Linked DNA regions of Homo sapiens: regions 1 and 2 are each linked to region 3. A link is a loop called in an ENCODE intact Hi-C map of the cell type or tissue named here. Cell type or tissue: heart left ventricle. All regions are shown on one strand. Links, peaks and the distances in the headings refer to the core of each region. The heading gives the core; the rest is flanking DNA.

Region 1 (7,473 bases), core at 1,201-6,200, 52 kb before region 3:
ATGCTATTCCTTTCTGTTTGTTAGTTTTCCTTCTAACAGTCAGGCAGACCCCTCTGCTACAGGTCTGCTCGAGTTTGCTGGAGGTCCACTCTAGACCCTGCTTACCTGGATATCACCAGGGGAGGCTGCAGAACCCCAAAGATTGCAGCCTGTTCCTTCCTCTGGAAGCTTCGTCCCAGAGGGACTTGTGCTAGATGCCAGCCGGAGCTCTCCTGTATCATGTGTCTCTCGACCCGTGCTGGGAGTTGTCCCCCAGTCAGGAGACACGAAGGTCAGGGACCCACTCGAGGAGGCCGTCTGTCCCTTAGCACAACTCAAGTGCTGTGCTGGGAGATCCGCTGCTTTCTTCAGAGCCAGCAGGCAGGAACGTTTAAGTCTGCTGAACCTGCGCCCACAGCTGCCCCTTCCCCCAGGTGCTCTGTCCCAGGGAGATGGGAATTTTATCTAAAAGCCCCTGACTGGGGCTTCTGCCTTTCTTTCAGAGATGTCCTGCCCAGAGAGGAGGAATCTAGAGAGGCAGTCTGGCTACAGTGGCTTTGCTGAGCTGTGGTGGGCTCCTCCCAGTTCGAACTTCCTGGTGGCTTTGTTTACACTGTGCGGGGAAAACTGCTACTCAAGTCTCAGTAATGCCAGACGCCCCTTCCCCCACCAATCTCAAGGGTCCCATGTTGACTTCAGACTGCTGTGCTGGCAGCAAGAATTTCAAGCCAGTGGATCTTAGCTTGCTCGGCTCTGTGGGGCTGGGATCTGCTGAGCTAGACCTCTTGGCTCCCTGGCTTCAGCCCCCTTTCCAGGGCAGTGAAAGGTTCTGTCTCACAGGCATTCCAGGTGCCACTGGGGTATGAAAAAAAAAAAAAACCCTGCAGCTAGCTTGGTGTCTGCCCAAAGGGCCACCCAGTTTTGTGCTTGAAACCCACGGCCCTGGTGGTGTAGGCACCGAGGGAATCTCCTGGTCTGCAGGTTGCTAAGACCATGGGAAAAGCGTAGTATCTGGGCCAGAATGCACCTGTCCTCACCGCACAGTCCCTCATGGCTTCCCTTGGCTAGGGGAGGGAGTTCCCCAACCCTTGTGCTTCCCAGGTGAGGCAACGCCCCACCCTGCTTTGGCTCGCCCTCCATGGGCTGCACCCACTGTCTAACCAGTTGCAATGAGATGAGCCGAGTACCTCAGTTGGAAATGCAGAAATCACCCACCTTCTGCACTGATCTTGCTGGGAGCTGCAGACCGGAGCTGTTCCTATTCGGCCATGTTGCCAGCCACTCCTGAAGATACGATTCTTTCATTTGCCAATCTTGTCCTCACCCAAGTCCATCTGACCACCTGAGCCATAATTGTGGTTTAGAGCCATACCATACAGTAGCTGTGGACCTATGGCACTCTTAATGTCTAGTCCAGCCTTTGCCTTATTCCTAGCATTCCAGAAGAAGAGAGTTCAGAAAGGTTCTTGGTCATAGGTACTCAGAATATATTTATTGCATGAAGTGATTCCTAAAATAAAGACTTCAGTTCATCGAAGTCTTTTACCAAGGAATAAAACCTAGAGACAAAACTCATTCTTGGTCTTGGTAGAATCTGGGTTGAAGATGGAATGGAAAACAATTCGTGGAATTGTTTAGCGTAAGTCTGAAAATATATTTCTAGTCCCCTTATTTCTCCCTAAATTAGTCATCTTCCCCTCTCCTCCAAAATTAGCCAATTCTTGGTATATACAAATGATATGTTAAACTTGAACTTTTAAAGTTAATAATATCTAATTAATATATAAAAGTTATCACATGCCAGGTACTGTGCAAATTCCTTTACACAGATCACCTCATTTATCCTTGCAAAATTCTATCAGGTAGATCATACAATTATTTTTATTTTATATGGGAGAACACTAAAGCCTCTCAGATTAAATAACTTGTCAAAAGTCTTACAACTAGCAAGGGTTTCACTCAGGTCATCTAATTTCAATCTGTTTACACAACCACTCTGCCATACTCAAGATGAAGTGCAAATATATGCATATATTTCCATACATCCATTCATTTATTTTTTGAGTATTTCTGCTAGGTCTCTTGGTTGGGATAAAGAGATAACTAAGATGGGGTTCTCTTCAAGGCATGATAATATAAAGAATTTCAACATTATTTCTGACATGCTTCAATAGTCCCTTCCTGATTCTCAGCTTCCATCTCGAGATTTTTTTAAATGATGAGATCCTTCTGAGACTCTCCATCTCTTTAATAATCAAAGGAAAGTTCATTAAGGGTGCATAATGGAACTCCAAGATATCAAGTCCTAATCTGTGGGACCTGTAAGTTACCTTGTTAGCAAAGACTTTGTAGATTTAAGTTAAGGGTCTTGAGATGAGGAGTTAGTTCTGGATCACCCAGATTGGTCCTAAATGAAATCACAATTGTCTTTATATGGGAGAGGCAGAAGGAGACTTGACTACACACAGAAGAGAAAACAGCTTGAACATGGAGATAGAGGTCAAAGTGATGCAGCCACAAGCCAAGAAATGCTGGCAGCCACCAGAAGCTGGGAAAGGCAAGGCACAGATTTTCCCCTAGAGTATCTGGGAAGACACTCTCATTTTGGACTAGTGAAACTGATTTCTGGTCTCCAGAACAATGAGAGAATACATTTCTATTGTTTTAAACCAACAAGTTTGTGGTAATTTGTTACAGCAGCCACAGGAAACTAACAAACCAAGTTATTATACTTTCCTGTTTTGATGAATCCTGGAATCATTAGAATTCAGGACAAATATGAAACACACAAAACAGGAAATTGAGTTTCAGAAAAATAAATGGACTTGCCCAGGGTCACACAGCTAGCAGGCAGGGGAACTATTAAAACCTATTTCTAACTCTTGAGCTTTGCTAATCACTTTACAGTTTATAACCACGTTGACATAATATCTCTTTTTATTTTCATAGGAACCCAGAACAATTTTCTTTTTTCTTCTTTTTTGATAGATAGGCAATGTTTATCATTGCCTTAGTTTACAATAGAGAGTGAGTGAGGAGCTAGGATTGGAGGCCAGACTGGGTCCTTGGATTCCCTGCCTCTGTAATCACATCCTCTGGCCTGGGATGGATTCAAATGCTGGATGAGGAGGTCTTGTCATGAGCCTCCTGCCAGCCTGGCTGCAGGCAGTTTCAGCTTATCAGTCTGACCTTTGGTTTTCCATGGCAAACCCCTCTGTAGAGGAAACTGCCAACAGGCGGCCCAGGCACTGGCTCTATAAGACTGTATTGTCCTTATTTAGAATTGCTTTCATTTAAACCAGACTTGGTCTTGCAAAACATGTTTATTCTGGTTTCCTCTTCCTCCTGGCTGCCTGACCAGTGTAAGCCCATAGCACAGCAGCTCCAGCTCTTAAACCTGGGCCAGCAGAGCAATGCTAGGAGGAAGACAGGAGGCTCTGGAGAAAGGACACAGGAAGGCATGATTTCCCTTCTTAAGTTGTGCACCAGATGGGATGCACACCCTCTCTGGTGGTGGTGTGTGACCCTTGGGGAGAATGTAGCCATTCAGAACACACCTTGCTGAGACTGACCTCAACTTAAAGAGCACAAAAAACTCAGGAGTAGAGCCTTTTTGAAATTCCAACAGTTATAGACTAACAACAATAATGATGATGACAGTTTTAATAATATAGCAATTTCCTTTTATTAAACACCTACTGTAAACCAAGCACAATGTCAAATCACCTATGTAGTTTATTTCATTTTATTCTCAGAACAGTCATATTAGATAGGTACCTTTTATTAATCCTGCTTTATAGATGAGGAAACTGAGAAAGGTCAAGGTCATACAGCTAGTCAGCCACAGGAGTTGAGATTTGAAGCCAGGTTTGCTTGGGTCAAGAGCGGAGACTGTTCTCATACAACACTCTTCCTTAGGGACCCTCTGTTCTCAGCCCCCTGAACAGTGAGGTTCAGAGAAGGGAGTGATTTGTCCAAGGTCAGCTCCTAGCAGGGCCTCTTTTCCAGGATTCCAGGACAGGGTTCTTTCTAATAGGTTACCCCAGTATGATCTGGAATTTTAAAAAGAAGTAAAAGCAGTTGAAGACCACCCACTTGCTATAATTTGAAAGGCTTGTTCTCCCCTCCCTTCATCTCTTTGAATCCTGCTTCACAGACATTGTTGTCTTTGGGACCAATACATTTCTTCTATCTGCATATCTGGGTAGAAGCTCTCATGGAAGAAAAAAGAAAAGCCCCATAGGTGAAGGGGAGTGTGCCTGCCAAGTTCCTTGTAATAACTTCACACGCAGAGTATTTTCTGAAATGGATCTGCTAGAGTCATCTCATGGAATCTTCTCATTCTTCTGGAGTCTCCTCATTTTACAGGTGAGTAAAGTGAAGTTCAGAGGCAATAAGTCATTTGTCCAAGGCAAACAGCTTAGAAAGTGGTAGGCTGGTCCTTGAATCCTAGTCATCTGGCTGCCCAGGGGAAGTGCAGAAAAATGGTGTATACCAGCTGGGCTTCTTCCTAGCCAGAGAACTCGCCTGGCCATCATTCTGCTTTTTCACCTTTTGAAAATGGGAAACTGTTGAAATTACTGATTTTGCTTTGAGGAAAAAGGGTGGGAAAAGGGAGATTCTCAAGTGCATTTTCTTGGTAGTAGGGGAAGGGGTGGTAGATGGGGAGGAAAGCAACCCAAAAAACAATCAGCAAAAACAACAAAAAATACTTTTCCTCTCAAGTCACTCTCTCATGGGACCTAGAGCACATATTTCCAAATAACCTTTCTAAAACCTGTGCCATGCACAGATGGGAGTAGTCTTCTTTCCAATGACTGGCCCCTTGTTGAGTTCAGGGGCAGATGTTAACATCTGCATGAAGAGTGGGATCAGCAATTAAAAGGGGTGGGTGAGTGGGTGGGTGGGGGACCAGGGAGTAATCCTTCCCTGCGCAGTGGATTAAGGAGGGCAGCTCCTTTGGGGGCTGGCCAGAGCCTGTCCATTGAGTAGCTAGTTTCCTTTTCCTCCCCCTATGGTTTCTGCCTCACTCTTGTTCTAATTACCCACTGTTTATGTCCTTCCCTCCAGGGCTGTTGTAGTTTTTGACAAGGTTCACAACTGGCTTATCAAAGGTAGTTATGATACCAGTTTAATGAGGATGAAAGGATTATAGTCAAAATTTTCTGTGCTCCCTTTAATTTTTCATTTCCTATGTATCCAATGGCAAAGAGTATGATCAGCACTCTCTTCCCAGCATAGTCATATAGCCATAGTCCTTTTGCTAAAACTAAGCCTCAATTTTCTCATCTATATAATAGTCATGATAATCTTTGCCTTTCCTATCTCATGTGCTATTGAAGATCAAAGAAACATGGAAACTAAAAATTCTAAAGTGTTAGATTATTGGGCAGACTATGATATATGGAAATTTTCTTTCCCTTCATGGAAAAAATCCTGAATATGAATTTGCTTAGAAAATTGTTTCTACCCAGGATCTCTGTTCTGCTTCTTAAAGAAGACCGTGAAGGTGGGTGTGGGGTTGATTGGTAGGAAGGTACTTCCCCAGTTGAATCAAAGCTCAATTTCGAATCTTCCAGCTGCCATTTGCTAGCTGTGTGATACAAAACAAACCACCCACTCTTTCTAAAGCTCAGTTTTCCAATCTGTAAAGTGGGACTCCAATGCCCACCTCACAGGGCTTTTGTGAAACTTAAAAAATAAAAATGGCTGCCAAAACTGAGCATTTGTTTTGTATCAGCTATTTGACCTCAGCACACACAGTGTCCTGGTAATCTATGTTTTATTAGACTTTCTTTAGAGTTAGAAAAATTGAGGCTAAGTGAAGTTAACCAACTTGCCTGAAATCATGAAGTAAAAAGAGCTAGAATTCTAATTCAAATCTATTCATTTCAAAATCTGGGAACTTTCCATTCTCTCACTTTACCTTTCAGTAGTATATGTGGAAATACTTTAAAACAGCAAAGAAATTGCAGAACTATTTGCTTCATGACCAAATACTTACTAAGAATATATTATGTTGAGGCCCTGGGATGCAGTCTAGTGACAGAGCCCATGGGTTCAGTATTTCCATCCTTTGGGCTCCAGTTTTCCCATCTGTAGAATAAGAAAAGACTCTCTTAGACCATTTTTAAAGTCCAATTTTGCTCAGCTTGAACTTTCTAAAAATACATATTTGAAGGTTTTTTAAAAGTAATGAGTTAAAGTAAAAATTGGGCAGAGTGAACTGATATTCATTGTGTGTATGGTATGCCATGTGCTTTGTGGTTGGTAGTATCCACAGATGACTGCTCCCAGTTCCTACATCAAGAGGTGAAGTTAACTTAAGTCTTCCCTTTGACTCTGGGCTGGCTTCAGTGACTTACCTGACCACCAGAACGTGGGAAAAATAATGATCTGTGAGCCAGGGCAAGCTCACAAGAAGCTGAAGCTTTCGTGTGGGTCTTTGTAATACTATTCCTTGGAACTCAGCCCCAGTGCTTTGGGCAACCCAATCCATGACACATAGAATGGCCATGTTTAAGTGCCTCAGTTCGTAGGCCTTGCTGATCTCCCGGCTGGCACCAACTGCCAGCCAGATGAGTGCACCATCTTGGACATGTAGCTCAGTTGAGCCTTCAGATGACTTCAGCCCCAGCCAACATCTGACTGCAACTACCTGAGAGACTCTAAGCAAGCACTGCCTGGCTGAGCTCAGCCAACCCACAAAACTGTGAGAGCTAATCATTCATTGTTGTTTTCAGCCACTAAATGTTAGGGTGGTTTGATAGGCAGCAGCAGATAATAGAAACATACATCACTTAATTACCACAATAAAATTTGTATTTTCAGCCTATTTTATGGAAAGAACACCTGAAAGTCAGAAAGGTTAGCTTGTCTCAAAGTCACATGGAAGGTGGCAAAACTGTATTCAGAAATTGAATCTATTTGATTCCAAATCCTGAATTTTTAACCTTCGTTACCAAAAGATCCTTTTGTTCATTTAGTTGTTTATTAGTAAAGCCATTAAATTGTGGTAGACAACTGAACCTAGACGCTGATATATATAATAATAACATTTGGGGGGAATTACAAAATCATAGCTCTAACTTTCCTTTATTCTGTGTTATCTACAAGATTTTAATGATATTTGATTATGACCTGTAAAGCTAGGATTATTATTCTACATTCAGTGCTATTTTGGCCAAATTGCTGGGCCAAGTCTTGTGAAGTATTTACACATCAATCAAAGTGCAAACTCCTTTCATCTCTCCCCAGTATGGTTGTCCCTGTCGCCAAACATGCAGATATCTCTGCCACCTGCTGCCTTCATTGCACCTGTTCCCTAAACCCTGAGAACTGGTCCTTTTATTCAAAACTCATTCCACAAATAACCAAGTATTGATTCTGGGCAGGCACTCTTCTTGGTACTGCAGACCCAGAAGCTGGAATCCAGACTATACACAAGTAAACAAACAGCCCTAACCCAAAGTAACGATGGAGAGGTGAGGCCTG
Region 2 (5,000 bases), core at 1-5,000, 240 kb before region 3:
ACACCTAACACGTGTCATGCACTCTGTACCGGGGTTATAAAAGTGAATAGACTGTAGTATCTTCATCCAAAGACCTCCTAGGCTGTTAGAAGAAAAATGTATGTCAAGAAATAATTACACTACAATGAGAGAAGTTCTTGAAGAACTATAGGAAAAATGAAACAGTAGTGTGTAACTGCCCAAAAGAGTCTGTGTAACTGCCCAAAATTCACAAATAATATTTAAGTTGGGTCTCGAAGGGTGAATAGCAGTTGACAAGCAGAAAAAAGGGCAAATGATACTCTGCGGGGAGGAAACAGTACGTGCAAAGTCAAGAAGACATGAAAAGGCCTGGTTTGCCCAGAGATTGAGGAGATGTCTGATGTGGCTGAAAGGCTGGTGAGTGATAAGGACCAGCAGGAGATGAGCTTAGTCTCAGTGCTGTGAAAATATCACCAATTTTCTGAATAATGTGCATTTGGAGCTGTCTGGATAAGGGTTGAAGATGGTAAGGAAATAAATATGTAAAGTGATAGTCCATGGGTTTTTCAATGCAAATCTGAAGTTACCCTTGCACTATTCCCTCCAGAAGGTGAATATTTTAATGGTAGACAATAGTATTTAGCTCCATTTGCCTAGGTCTTATACGCCAGCAACAAATAATAAAAACAGCAGCAGGAATAGCTAATGTTGAGTCCTTAGCAGGTTGTACTATGAGCTTTATACACTTGAACCTGTTCAATCCCGCAACAAGCCCATGAAATATAAATAAGACAATGAAGTGCAGAAATGGTATGTAACGTGCTCAAGGTCACACAATAAGTCCCAGGGTGGGCATTTTACACCAGAGCCAAAGTTCAACCACTCACCCTCGAGTCTACTATCCTTCCTCCATGAAGGATGCTCTCGGATTTTGTAGGGCCTGAAGCTTTTATGTAAAGGCTCTTTAAGAAAAGGAATACAATTATGAATATGAGATTAAGTACAATAGTGATATTTATTTACAGTAAGAAAAAAGTTTAAAAACAAATACCTTGAGCTTTGAGGATGTAGGTCCCTTTTATCTGATCAGTGTACCCTTTGCAGGGCTGGATTAATGAAGTTTGCTTGATAGGGCACTAGGCCCATTATTGGCACTCACCTCTAGAACAAAGAAAAATACTGGCCCTTCCAAGGCAAAACAAAGGCAGACTTTTCCCCCAACAGATCCCTTTTCCTTTGTAAGAGACACTACGCAGACCTTTGGTCCTCCACTGAACTACATTTAAAATAGCTTTTGTGAAGGATAGACACAGTGGCCATTCTTATATATGTGTGTGCAAGCAGCAAAGAAGTGATTGTAATATGAACAATGTGTACTTCTTCCCACTTCTGACAGAATAGACGACATTGTGTCCTGAGCCTGGGAGGGGGTTGGGGGCCAAAATAAAGAAACCAAACCTTAAGTTTTATTACATGAAATTCTGATAAAAAGCACTTCGAAGCCTCTTTCCCATCATCAAAAAACCACACTGGGCAAGATCAGAGCTTAACAGCCAACAAAAAAACACATTCAATCCCTGAGATCATTTTCCTGAAATAGAAAACTACATATGTTTCTCAAATTTCACATCAAGCCACTGCAGAGGCCAGACTGCAGGGCTGATTTGGGCCAAAGTAAGTAAGAGAGAAGGGAGAGAGGAGGGGGATGGGGTGGGAAAGGGAGTAAACAGGAGAAAATGAGCCCGTTCTTCCACATCACCACATTTCTCTAGCACAATCTAAACTTACAAACACCCCCTGTTTCACAGAACTTGTAGTGAGGCTTGCTTATCGGGCAGCCTTTACTTTGTCAAATTAAGACACATTGCCTTGGATTAGCAAGACTCCTTAAATTCAAAATGACTTCACGGTTGGCTCAGAGTGCAGTGTCTCTAGGGCCAGCCGCCAGGAACACATCCACTGCAGAGGTCCCTCCCCCACATACTGACCTACCTGACTTTTCCATGGAGACAGCAGAGCAAAATCCTAAGCAGACAGGCTGTCAATGTTAATTAAAGGTCCAAACACCTCTTTAGAAACTATCTCCAGCTCAATATTTATACAGAACATAAGACTCCTAACAGGCAGGGTTGGGGAGAAGAGGAGGAGGTTAAGGGCGGAAATAGGTTTGAATGGCATTTGGAATCCATTAATTTTTAAAAGACAGGCTGCCACCTTATATAGACCCAGAGAGGTTCAAAATGTAACAAAACCAGGAAGATGAATGAGCTGAAGATTGTTTAGAAAGCCTGGCAAGAGTGCTCCGCTTTTGAAAAGAATAATATCTGGGCAATAATGAGAGCTGACATTTTTTATTGGTGAATGCAGTTTTTGGCACATTTTAACAATACAGGTTGACAATTTTTTGTATTTAACAAAAGGAAAAGCAATCTTCTAAATGATCTGGGAACAGAGGGCTCCCTGACTGCAATTTCTTAATAACATGTAAGAATTCTCTTCAAAGGCCCTTGATAATTTACAGAGAAGAAGGAAAAATGAAGAAAAATTTTAAAAGAAGGTATATTTTTTCGAAAAAGAAACAAAATAGAAGTAGTAAAGGAGAAAAAGGAGGAAAGGAAAGGGTACAGCATTTTAACATTAAATCATAGCCCAAAGGGTTGGATTCTAAGGTTTGACTTTAGCAATCTCCTTTCAAAGGAATGAGTTTTAAAGGAGAATCCAAAAGGAGATGCTGGTCAACCCCACTACATCTTACAGACTCAGAACTTTGGGCCTGGGAAGTACTAAATAAATCACCCACTCCAAGCAGCACATTTTGCAGATGAGAAAAGTCTGATATGGGTGCCAGGGGCCCCAAGTTACCTGGTTGGACCAGACACGAGTCTTACGAGCTCCAAGCCACACCACTTCTGTATCTTGTGATGTAGGTCCTGAAAACCGCCAAGCCTTAAGAGCTCTAGTGCCACTTGATTCCAAGACTGAATACTGATACCTTTAACCAGATTGACTGATTTGAACCTCTACCAAGGTTCTTGAGACTACCAAGAATCACATAAGTATAACATATTCCGAAAGTATGAAGTTCACAAAATAGTCCACTGACAGAGTTAGCCACCCTGGGTAAGAAATGAATTTAAGAGTTCACAAAGACTGAGATGCCCACTGTATCCTGAGGGAGGCCTTCTTGGGTCAGGAAAAAGACTCCTGAACAAGGCATGATCCAGGAATGTACCCCTTAAAATTTAACTCTTATTCCACACACTGGCTTCACCCTCAGAATGAAACCCTTCTGAGTTTCAGTTCTGTTCCCTGAAACACGAGATCTAACTCTCTAGCATCTTCACAGTTCCAAAACATTTTCAACAGAGAATATAGTATCATATCTATTTGTAAGTGAGGAATCAAATTCAGAGAGAGTTCTACTTTATCATATTGAAAAAGCAAATGAAATTAAATTCCAAAAGTGATTCAAGGTCTCAGAGAAAATTGTTCAGTAAAGGAAAAGCTATACTGCTGCTCAGTTGGAAAATGACAGTCATGCTAGAGATCATCTTTCAGCCACATAAAATCCACATCTAGACGTACACAGCAGAGAACTGGGGAAAAAGCTTTATAGAAATGGAACAGATTCAGACTAGTGGTTCTCAGTGAAGAGTGCACATCATAATCGTCGAGGTCACACAGTTTTACCCTTTCCTCCAAAGGACAAAGATGGGGCTTCTCACCCTTTTCTATCCAGATTTGCTTTACTAATGAAAAGAGAAAGAAGCAACCTCAACCTTCCTCAGACTTTGCCTCAATGTAGCAGAGAGGGACAGTCAGTGATGTAACAAGTGAGTACAAGTGCAAGGCACAGTCCCTGAGAACCTGTGCCTTAACTCATGCTTCTCATGATGTTAGCACCTCCTACTTCCTCCTACTCCCTCCGACTCCCCCACTGCCTCCAGCCCGACTGACCCAGCATGCTTCATCCTCTCTCGCCCTCCCTGGACTTTAAGCCTCTGAACTCAGGTTGGGCTGGCCTGAAATCTCCTGGGCACCTACCCATTTCTTCACCCCCACAATGTCTCTGAGACCCCTCAGTGGATGACTCTCTCCACAGGTAGCCAAAATCAAATCCCAAGCCAGGGAGGAGGTGGAGAAAAAGGTCATCGAACCACAGGTTTACTAGGTTTCTAAATGGTCCCTCTTCCTCACCCCATCCACAAGCTATTTAACTGAGTTCGGATTTATCTTAAAAGTGGCAGAGCAAAACTTTGAACTAAGGATTATTTGGCTCTTATACGGGTTTGAATAGTCAAATACATGTGTACCTATCAATTACTGGATTAGGGAGAGAATGCCTCACAGATGCTTTACTAATATATATGTAAGGAATAAGTGAATGAATGAATGTATTAATGAATAATGAAACTTGTGAGTTACATTGCTCAGATTATATACTATCTCCCTCATGATCACCACCTTCTCCCTTTACCTTGTGACTATCATTGGACTATAAATTGGTGTCTGTGATACTGGTCAATGTAAATTGCTGAGAAATTATGATTTTGAGTGTCTTTTTACCCACCCCATATCAATTCTCCCTTTTTATTTAGTAAGAAAACCCCAATATTTGGATAGGAAGACACCCAGATAAAAGCCTACACTGCCCCGATTCCCCTTCACCTCAGTTTGATTATAAACCTAGCTGCTGGTCAATAATATACAAGCACAAGTATGACGTAGATCTTCTAAGAAGATTGTTTAAAGAAGGCTCACTCCAATGTGAGGCACATCCTTTGTATGCACCACACCCACTTCCTTCTTCCTGCTACATGGACTGTGGACTTGATAATGGAAACTTCAACCGCCATCTTGGACCATGAGGTGATCTTGAAAATAGAACTCAGGACTAAAAAACATCAAAAAAGCTAGTGTCCTTGATGACTTTATGGGGAAATCACAGTAGCCCAAGACTCCATATATCTATATTTATTCACAGGAAAGAATGAGCCCTTATGTGTTTAAGTAACTGTTATTTTGAAATGCCTATTATT
Region 3 (7,473 bases), core at 1,276-6,275:
AGCTACTCCTTGGGGAGGTGGAGTTTTCCCTCTCCTCTCCTGGACTCTTGACAGGTCCCCTGAGGGTCATGGGCCCTTGTAGAGGACAGTACCTCCTTACCATGCTCCCACCATGAGGAGCAGGGTCTGAGTCTTCCTGTTTCAGACCTGACACTGCTGGTTCCAGTCATTCCTTCAATTCCTATTTTTTGTTGTTTTGCTGGTGGTGTGTATGTTTGCTGGTTTGTTGGTCTGAGAGCAGCTCTGTACTCAAATTTAATTTGGTGAATGAAGATAAATGACGTGCCCTGAGTCCACTGACAAGCCTTCTCCAACTTAGGTTAGTGGTCTGCCCACTTCTTCTTCTTTTTTTTTTTTGAGATGGAGTCTCCTTCTGTGGCCCAGGCTGGAGTGCAGCGGCGCGATCTCAGCTCACTGCAAGCTCCTCCTCCCGGGTTCATGCCATTCTCCTGCCTCAGCCTCCCAAGTAGCTGGGACTATTGGCACCCGCCACCACGCCCAGCTAATTTTTTGTATTTTTTAGTAGAGATGGGGTTTCACCGTGTTAGCCAGGATGGTCTCGATCTCCTGACCTTGTGATCCGCCCGCCTCGGCCTCCCAAAGTGCTGGGATTACAGGCATGAGCCACTGCGCCTGGCCAGTCTGCCCACTTCTTTAAGGGGTTCACTTCCCAGAAGCCTCTCTTGGCAATTTTGAATAAGGGGTTCATTTCCCAGAAGCCTGTCTTGACAATTTTGAATACTAAGAATACCAAGATAAATGAGTCACAGTCTTGGCCTACTACTAGTTCCCAAAGAAATGGGAGCCATTCTAGGTATTTCAAGCAGAAAGGATTTTAATAGGGGGATTAGATGTTTATAAAATCATCCCAAGGGCTGGAAGAGTGGATTGTAGGCTCTAGCAAGGACTTCCAGAGACAGCTACTACCTGCGCTCCATCAGGAAGGGAGAATGTAGTAGCCCAAAACTGTTGAACTACTGAGTTTTAGATTCTTGAATCTGTAACATACCACATACTTGCATTCTAAGAATCAGCAATCCAGCATAGGAAGCTGTTACTGCTGCTATTAAAACTAACTCTTGACGACTGTAAAACTGTCGATTTGTTACTAGAATATGATGCAAAAAAAAAATTCATGTCTCCACAACTCTGTTCACCAATAGAAAATATCTGAAGCAGCAAGAAACTTTGCTTTGCTTCATATCCTGTATGTGTGTAACTGTTGGTGGAACTTAATTTGCATCCAGAACCTTATCTGCAAGGAAGTCTGGAAAATGGACTCATAGCGTAGAAGATGAGAATGGATATTGGGGGAATATCTAACAGTGTCTGTCACAAACTTATGCACACTATGTAAGGCATGGTAGGTCACAAAGAAGGAAGAGACCATTTCTATCTGGAGATTCAAACAAAGTGCAGAGAAAACACTCAGATTGGGCCTTGAAGAATATCCTGTAGAAGTCTGCCTTAAAGAGGGCTAAAGGACATTTAGGGCAGAGTAAACTTATGTGTTAGACAAGGCAAGCATAGTGCACCTAGAACCATCCTGCACTTCCAGACAAGAAACAGAAGGGAGAAAAAGGAGCAGAGTGAACAATGCTATTTGAGTGGGGGCAGGGCCCAGGTCAAGGCAGGCCTCATATAACATCCTCAAGAGCCCAGACTTTCTCCTAAGTGATGGGAGACCTTTGGAAGGATTCATGCAGAAGGACAACAAAATGAGATGGTGTTTTAGTCCGTTTGTGTTGCTATAAAGAAGTACCTGAGACTGGGAAATTTCTTAAACAACAAACAAAAGCACTTTGGGAGGCCGAGGCAGGCGGATCACGAGGTCAGGAGATCGAGACCATCCTGGCTAACACGGTGAAATGAAACCCCGTCTCTACTAAAAATACAAAAAATTAGCCGGGTGTGGTGGCAGGCGCCTGCAGTCCCAGCTACTCGGGAGGCTGAGGCAGGAGAATGGCGTGAACCCAGGAGGTGGAGCTTGCAGTTAGCCGAGATCATGCCACTGCACTCTAGCCTGGGTGACAGAGCGAGACTCTGTCTCAAATAAATAAATAAATAAATAAATAAATAAATAAATAAATAAAAGGTTTATTTGGTTTATGATTCTGCTGGCTGGAGGACTGGACACCTGGTGAAAGCCTCAGGCTGCTTCTATTCGTGGTGAAAGGCAAGAAGGAGCCTACATGTGCAGAGATCAAATTGCAAGAGTGGAAGCCAGAGGGGAGTGAGCAAACTCTTTTAAACAACCAATTCAGAGCAGTAGTAACAGAGCAAAACTCATTCACCTCTCTCCATGCTGGAGAGCATTAATTTATTCATGAGCTATCCACCTCCCTGACCCAAACACCTCCCATTAGGCCCCACCTCCAACATTGACCCCCAACATTGAGGATCATATTTTAACAGGTTTCTGGGGACAGACATCCAAACTATAGCAGATGAGTTTTAGAAGGGTCACTCTGGATCCTGTCTGGAGGACGCATTGAGAAGGGGAGAAATCAGAATAAAGGGAACACTTGGGAGGATATTGCCATATAGTAGACTAGACATAGTACCTAAACTAGATCTCTGGATGCTGGGATGATGTAGAGAAGTCCTGGAATATATCAGGAAGTTGACTCAATAGGAGTCAATCAAGCTAAAGAAATTGGGAACAATTATTGCTTTTATACTATGCACCAGACTCTATTCTATGCACTTTGCATGTACGAACTAAGTAGGTTCTATTGTCATTCCAAGTCTACATATGCAAAAACTGCAGCACAGCTCACAGCTGGCAAATGGCAGAACCAGGATTTGAAACCAGGTAGTCTAGTTTTACAAAACAAATGCTTACTTTGCTCAATCAGTTCCTCTGATTAATGTTAAAATCTGCTTTCCTATACCTTATGAATCTTCATCCCACTTATTAATTCTGGTTTGGGCCAGAATCAGAAGTTTTCATTTTTAACCCAGAAGTTCATGGATGAATTTCTGCAAATCTAGTGAACCCTGAAATTGTAAAGAAATTTTAATGATTTTTTAGCATTTGTGTATTATTTACTGGGAAGTGGTAGAAAAGCTTTTCGACAGATTCTCCAATGGGTCTTTGATCTAAAAATACACTTGTGAACATTGCTTTAGAGCAGGGGTTCTCAAAGTGTGATCCTGGAGCCAGCAGAATCAGCATCTCCTGGGTATTATTGGGAATGTAGGGCCTATCCCAGACCTACTAAATCAGAAACTCTGGGAGTGGGACCCAGAAATCTGTGTTAATAAGTCTTCCAGATGATTCTGATGTGTGCTCAAGCTTGATAACCACTGCCCTAGAGCAAACATAAACATGAATAATGTGGCAATAGGGTCTGTTCACTGGCCTGGGTGAGACATTCATAGTGGATGTGATATCAAGGAGGGGAGAGCAAAATCACAGAAGGCTGAGATCTTCTTTGGATACTCTCAGGAAGGAAACACTGAGACATAAACTTTGAACTGAGCCAATATTTTGGACAAGGCACTCACGTAGGACTTCCATGGAGCTCAGAACAGGCATTTCTGGGAGATGCTGAGCTCTTGACTTGCAGCTTAGAAGATGCAACCTGTAGAATCATGCATCATTCCCAAATCCCTTGGAGGCTAGCCGTCCCCCTCTCATATACAGTTTCTTCTAGGGCTAGAGTTTAGATATCTTGTTTCATCCAAGGTACACAGACCTCTAATGACATTTCACAGAGGATATTTTCCTGGACTCCCAGGGCATTTAGTATCACTGACACCCTAACCACTCACTGTAAGGTGCCAGGGCCCTGGCCCATACATTTGCCCGGCAACACAACAGCTGTGCACTCTGTGCAGGATTCATGCCTGCAATGCCAGTCTCTTTCAGCATCTTCCTTGAAACACAAAAAGGTCCAGAAACAACCTGCAGTGCTTGGCAATGGAAGCGGTGAGGATCCCTGTGCCCTACTCCCTTGCAGCCTGTCCTCTCCCAGGATCCAGGCTCGGCCTCTTTCTTTCCGCTAAGTCACAAAGCTGGAAAGTGCTGCGGGTAGGGAGAGAGCCTGTGCCTGCTGGTTGGCTTGGAAAGGTTCTGGGAATTCATTATGATCTAAACAACTATTCCAGTTATTCATGTGACTCAGCCCCTGAAATCAGGATCATCCTGTGTCCACAGGGCCGGGTGTTGCTGACTCAGTGCTGAAGAGGGCACCTTGTCAGCCCTCCTAGGCTCCCAACTCCCCCTCTCCCTCCCCTTCCTCCCCAGAGGACACTGAAGGAAAGCAGATGCGTGAGTAAGCTTCTCAGCCTGTTCAGTTTCATTTTTAAACAAGCAACCAACCTCCTCCCATTCTAGCTTCTCACCGCACACATCTGTCAGTCTTCTGTGCATTTTGGTGGGGAAGCAATCACAGTCACTTATGCATCATGCATTCACATATGCATTTAGCACAGGTTTAGCCACACCTACTGTGTGTGCAGCTGATTGCTAAGGGCTCAGATCCAGAGATAGACATGGGCTATATCTGCCCATAACATTCAGGGGTCTAGTGGGGAAAATGCATTAATGGACATTAAGGATGTAATGGAAAAAGCCCTGTAGCAGAGTGCTTTTAACTCTATGGAGAGCTTTGAGATTGCTGAGCTGCAAGTGCCAACCCTTTTTAGGTGTCTGGCATTCCTCTTCAACAAGCAGCAAAATTCATAGACTGTGGTTGGGAACTACTTCATCTATGAGAACTAGAGAGAGAAGAAAATTCCAGGAACCAACATGGCACAAGAGAGGGCTTTCTGGAAGAAGGCTGAAGAAGGCTGAAAGGGTGTGGAGACTAAAGTGGCAAGTTTTACAGTTTTCCCCAAGGGCCTTTCTTTCTTTTTTTTTTTAATATCTACAATTTTTATTTGTAAATTTGAAACACGTAAAATGGAAAAGGAAAATAGGAAGAGAAAAAGAAAAAAAATATATATGTATATATATAACCTAGTGTAATAGTTTGAGCGTTTTTTGTTTTTGTTTTTGTTTTTTGTTTGTTTTGTTTTTCCCTGAATATCTCCTTTTAGGTGAATTCCATCCATCCAGTTACTCCACTGTGGTACATCATACCTCTCTAGATTTGCAACACAGATGATTTCATGAGATTCCCCTTCATCACTGTCTTGGGTTGTTTCCACTCTTTTCTCCATTACATCTTCAATCTTTGTTGTTTTATTCCCCAGTTCCACTGGTGGTGGAAGGTGGGGGGGAATCCTCAATATATGGTCAAAAGTAGATAAGTGGCAATAAAATTAAGAGTTAAATTATTTTTTCTTAAACATAGAAGCAGTTTTCCCATTGTCTTTTAATTGCCAGTTGGAGAAATTTTTTTAATAGTTTCATTCTTGTCCTTTTCTTAAGTCTGATACACACTATGTACTAAGCACGATGGCACAATTTTCCCAAAATAGTAAACTGCTTGAGCTTTCCTTCCTCATTTGATGGGGGAAAGGTGGAGTGAAAAAAAGAAAGATCACATGCTGTTGAATGAAAATTAAAGAAAATATTACATGTAAAGTATCATATCTCATTAACTACTAAAAGAATACACACGCGCACACACACACACACACACACACACAGTAGGTACAGAAAGCTTAAGTAGCCTCACTGAGTGTGGCTGAGCCGAGATTAGGGCCTGTGTTGTTGCCACTTACAAACTTACTGTACATGTAGGTACATAACGCAACGAGATGCTCAGATCCCATTTTACAGATGGGAAAACTGAGACTTGGAGAAGTTGAGTAACATCTCCAAAGCCATACAAATAGTAGGTGAGGTGGCAGGCCTTCAGACCCAGGTGTATCTGAATTCAAAGTCTGGGCCCTTTCTGCCACACCATCCTGTTTTTGTCTTTTTTTTTTTTCTTTCCCTTTGTGAGACCAGATTTCATTTCTCTTTAGGATCTAGTTTGAACCTCTATAAACATGGAATCTGATACCATTGTCATCCAGGATTATGATTTTAATCCATTGCAACATTAGAATTAGAATGCTTAAGCTTAACCCCAAGCATACTTCCTTATATTCATTCATTCATTCAATACATTTATATTGAATATTCATCTGTTTGTGCCAGACCCAGGTCCCAAGAAAAGAGCAACGAAAAAGACAGGCAGGCAGGGTCCTTTCTCCTTGTGGACCATTGAGCATAACAGGGAGAGAAAAATGTGAAGTAATAGTTACACAACTGATCAGTTTATTACAACCGTAGTAAATGGTATTATAATGATAGCTACACTTCCATTGTTTACTATGTGCCAGTACCTATCCTAGGCAATGTACATATATTAACTCATTTCATTCTCATAGGCATACGAAGGAAGTAGAGAAATCAAGGAAGGCTTCTTGAAGGAAGTGTCAGCTCAGTCTGGAAGCAGAAATTATATTAAGGAGAGGGAGTTGGGGAGGAACATGAGTATCCTAGGACTGTGCTGGCCAGGTAATCCTTAGCTACATGAGGCTATGACACATTTGAAATGTGGCTAGGCTGAATTGAGGTGGGCTATAAATGTAAAATACATACTAGGTTTCAAGACAGTATAGAAGAAAATATGTATGATAGTGTGTTAATTTTTTATGTTGATTACACGTTGAGATGATATTTTGGGTATATTGGGTTAAACCAAATATGTAATTAATATTAAATTTACTTGTTTCTTTTTACTTTTTTAAATGTGGCCACTAGAAAATTTAAAATTAATTATGTGTCTCACATCATATTTTGATTGGACAGTGCTGCTCTAGAAATCTGGGAAGCTTCAGGGAGCAGGTACGTCAGGGGAACAAGAACCCAGAGGAGGTATGGGGAATGATGAGAGAAAATTAAAAAAAAATGCTGAAAGCAAATATGAATTACCAACTCTCTAATCTGCAGGTCAGAAAGGGTCATTGCAACCTTTGCAAGCCCCAAATCTGAGAGGTTGGGGCCCACCAACTTATGAAAATAGTATCATTCTCAAAACAAGCTCCAGCTGTGAGCCAGGGGATGGTTAACGGCTGTTTTTGAGGCAGATTTTGTAGATGGACGAGGCAAGAATCATTAGGGCAAAACAGTAAATCAAATTGGAGGGTAAAAGTCAATCCTTTAACAATGGCTGGGCCAGACCTCTAACATCTTCCTGCCCGCCCTTTTACCTCTCTGGCCTCATCTCCTACTCAGCTTCTTCCCCATCCCTGCCCCTACTCCAGTTACAATGGCCCGTTTGATGAGCCTCAAACACATCAGGCATGCTCCTGACTCGGGACCTTCGCGCTGGCTGTTCCCCCTGTTGGAAACGCTCTTCCCCTAGCTATCCTATGGCTTAATATCTTAACTCACCTCATCAATAAGGCCTACCTGCCCATCTTATTTAGAATTGCAACTCCAATTGCACTCCTTTACCCTACTCTTGTTTTTCTTTTTGTAACTGTTACTACCTTCTAACATATTCATTGATTTACCTTTTATTGTGT

The links. A loop is a pair of places that touch in the nucleus more often than their neighbours do. Peaks named below come from ENCODE experiments on the same cell type or tissue, not always from the same donor. Only the 100,000 strongest peaks of a DNase experiment are listed, where the experiment ranks them.
Region 1: it touches region 3 in a loop (2.0-fold over the local background); 3 of 110 quality-filtered maps call a loop at or near these places.
Region 2: it touches region 3 in a loop (2.5-fold over the local background); 3 of 110 quality-filtered maps call a loop at or near these places.

Annotation. Positions count from the first base shown.
Region 1 is chr1:59,199,969-59,207,441 of GRCh38, reverse strand. No RefSeq gene overlaps it. Among named protein-coding and RNA genes, the nearest start is that of HSD52, 57 kb to the right of the region's middle. RefSeq lists an enhancer at 181-803. In heart left ventricle, for the core only: a CTCF peak has its summit at 3,204; a DNase peak (open chromatin) is centred at 3,201; H3K27ac peaks cover 1,243 bases.
Region 2 is chr1:59,390,248-59,395,247 of GRCh38, reverse strand. The region is part of intron 5 of FGGY (FGGY carbohydrate kinase domain containing); the gene reads right to left. Among named protein-coding and RNA genes, the nearest start is that of FGGY, 96 kb to the right of the region's middle. In heart left ventricle, for the core only: no CTCF peak of the experiment used is centred there; a DNase peak (open chromatin) is centred at 1,907; H3K4me3 peaks cover 428 bases; H3K27ac peaks cover 3,642 bases.
Region 3 is chr1:59,147,927-59,155,399 of GRCh38, reverse strand. No RefSeq gene overlaps it. Among named protein-coding and RNA genes, the nearest start is that of HSD52, 4.9 kb to the right of the region's middle. In heart left ventricle, for the core only: no CTCF peak of the experiment used is centred there; a DNase peak (open chromatin) is centred at 4,199; H3K4me3 peaks cover 970 bases; H3K27ac peaks cover 2,255 bases.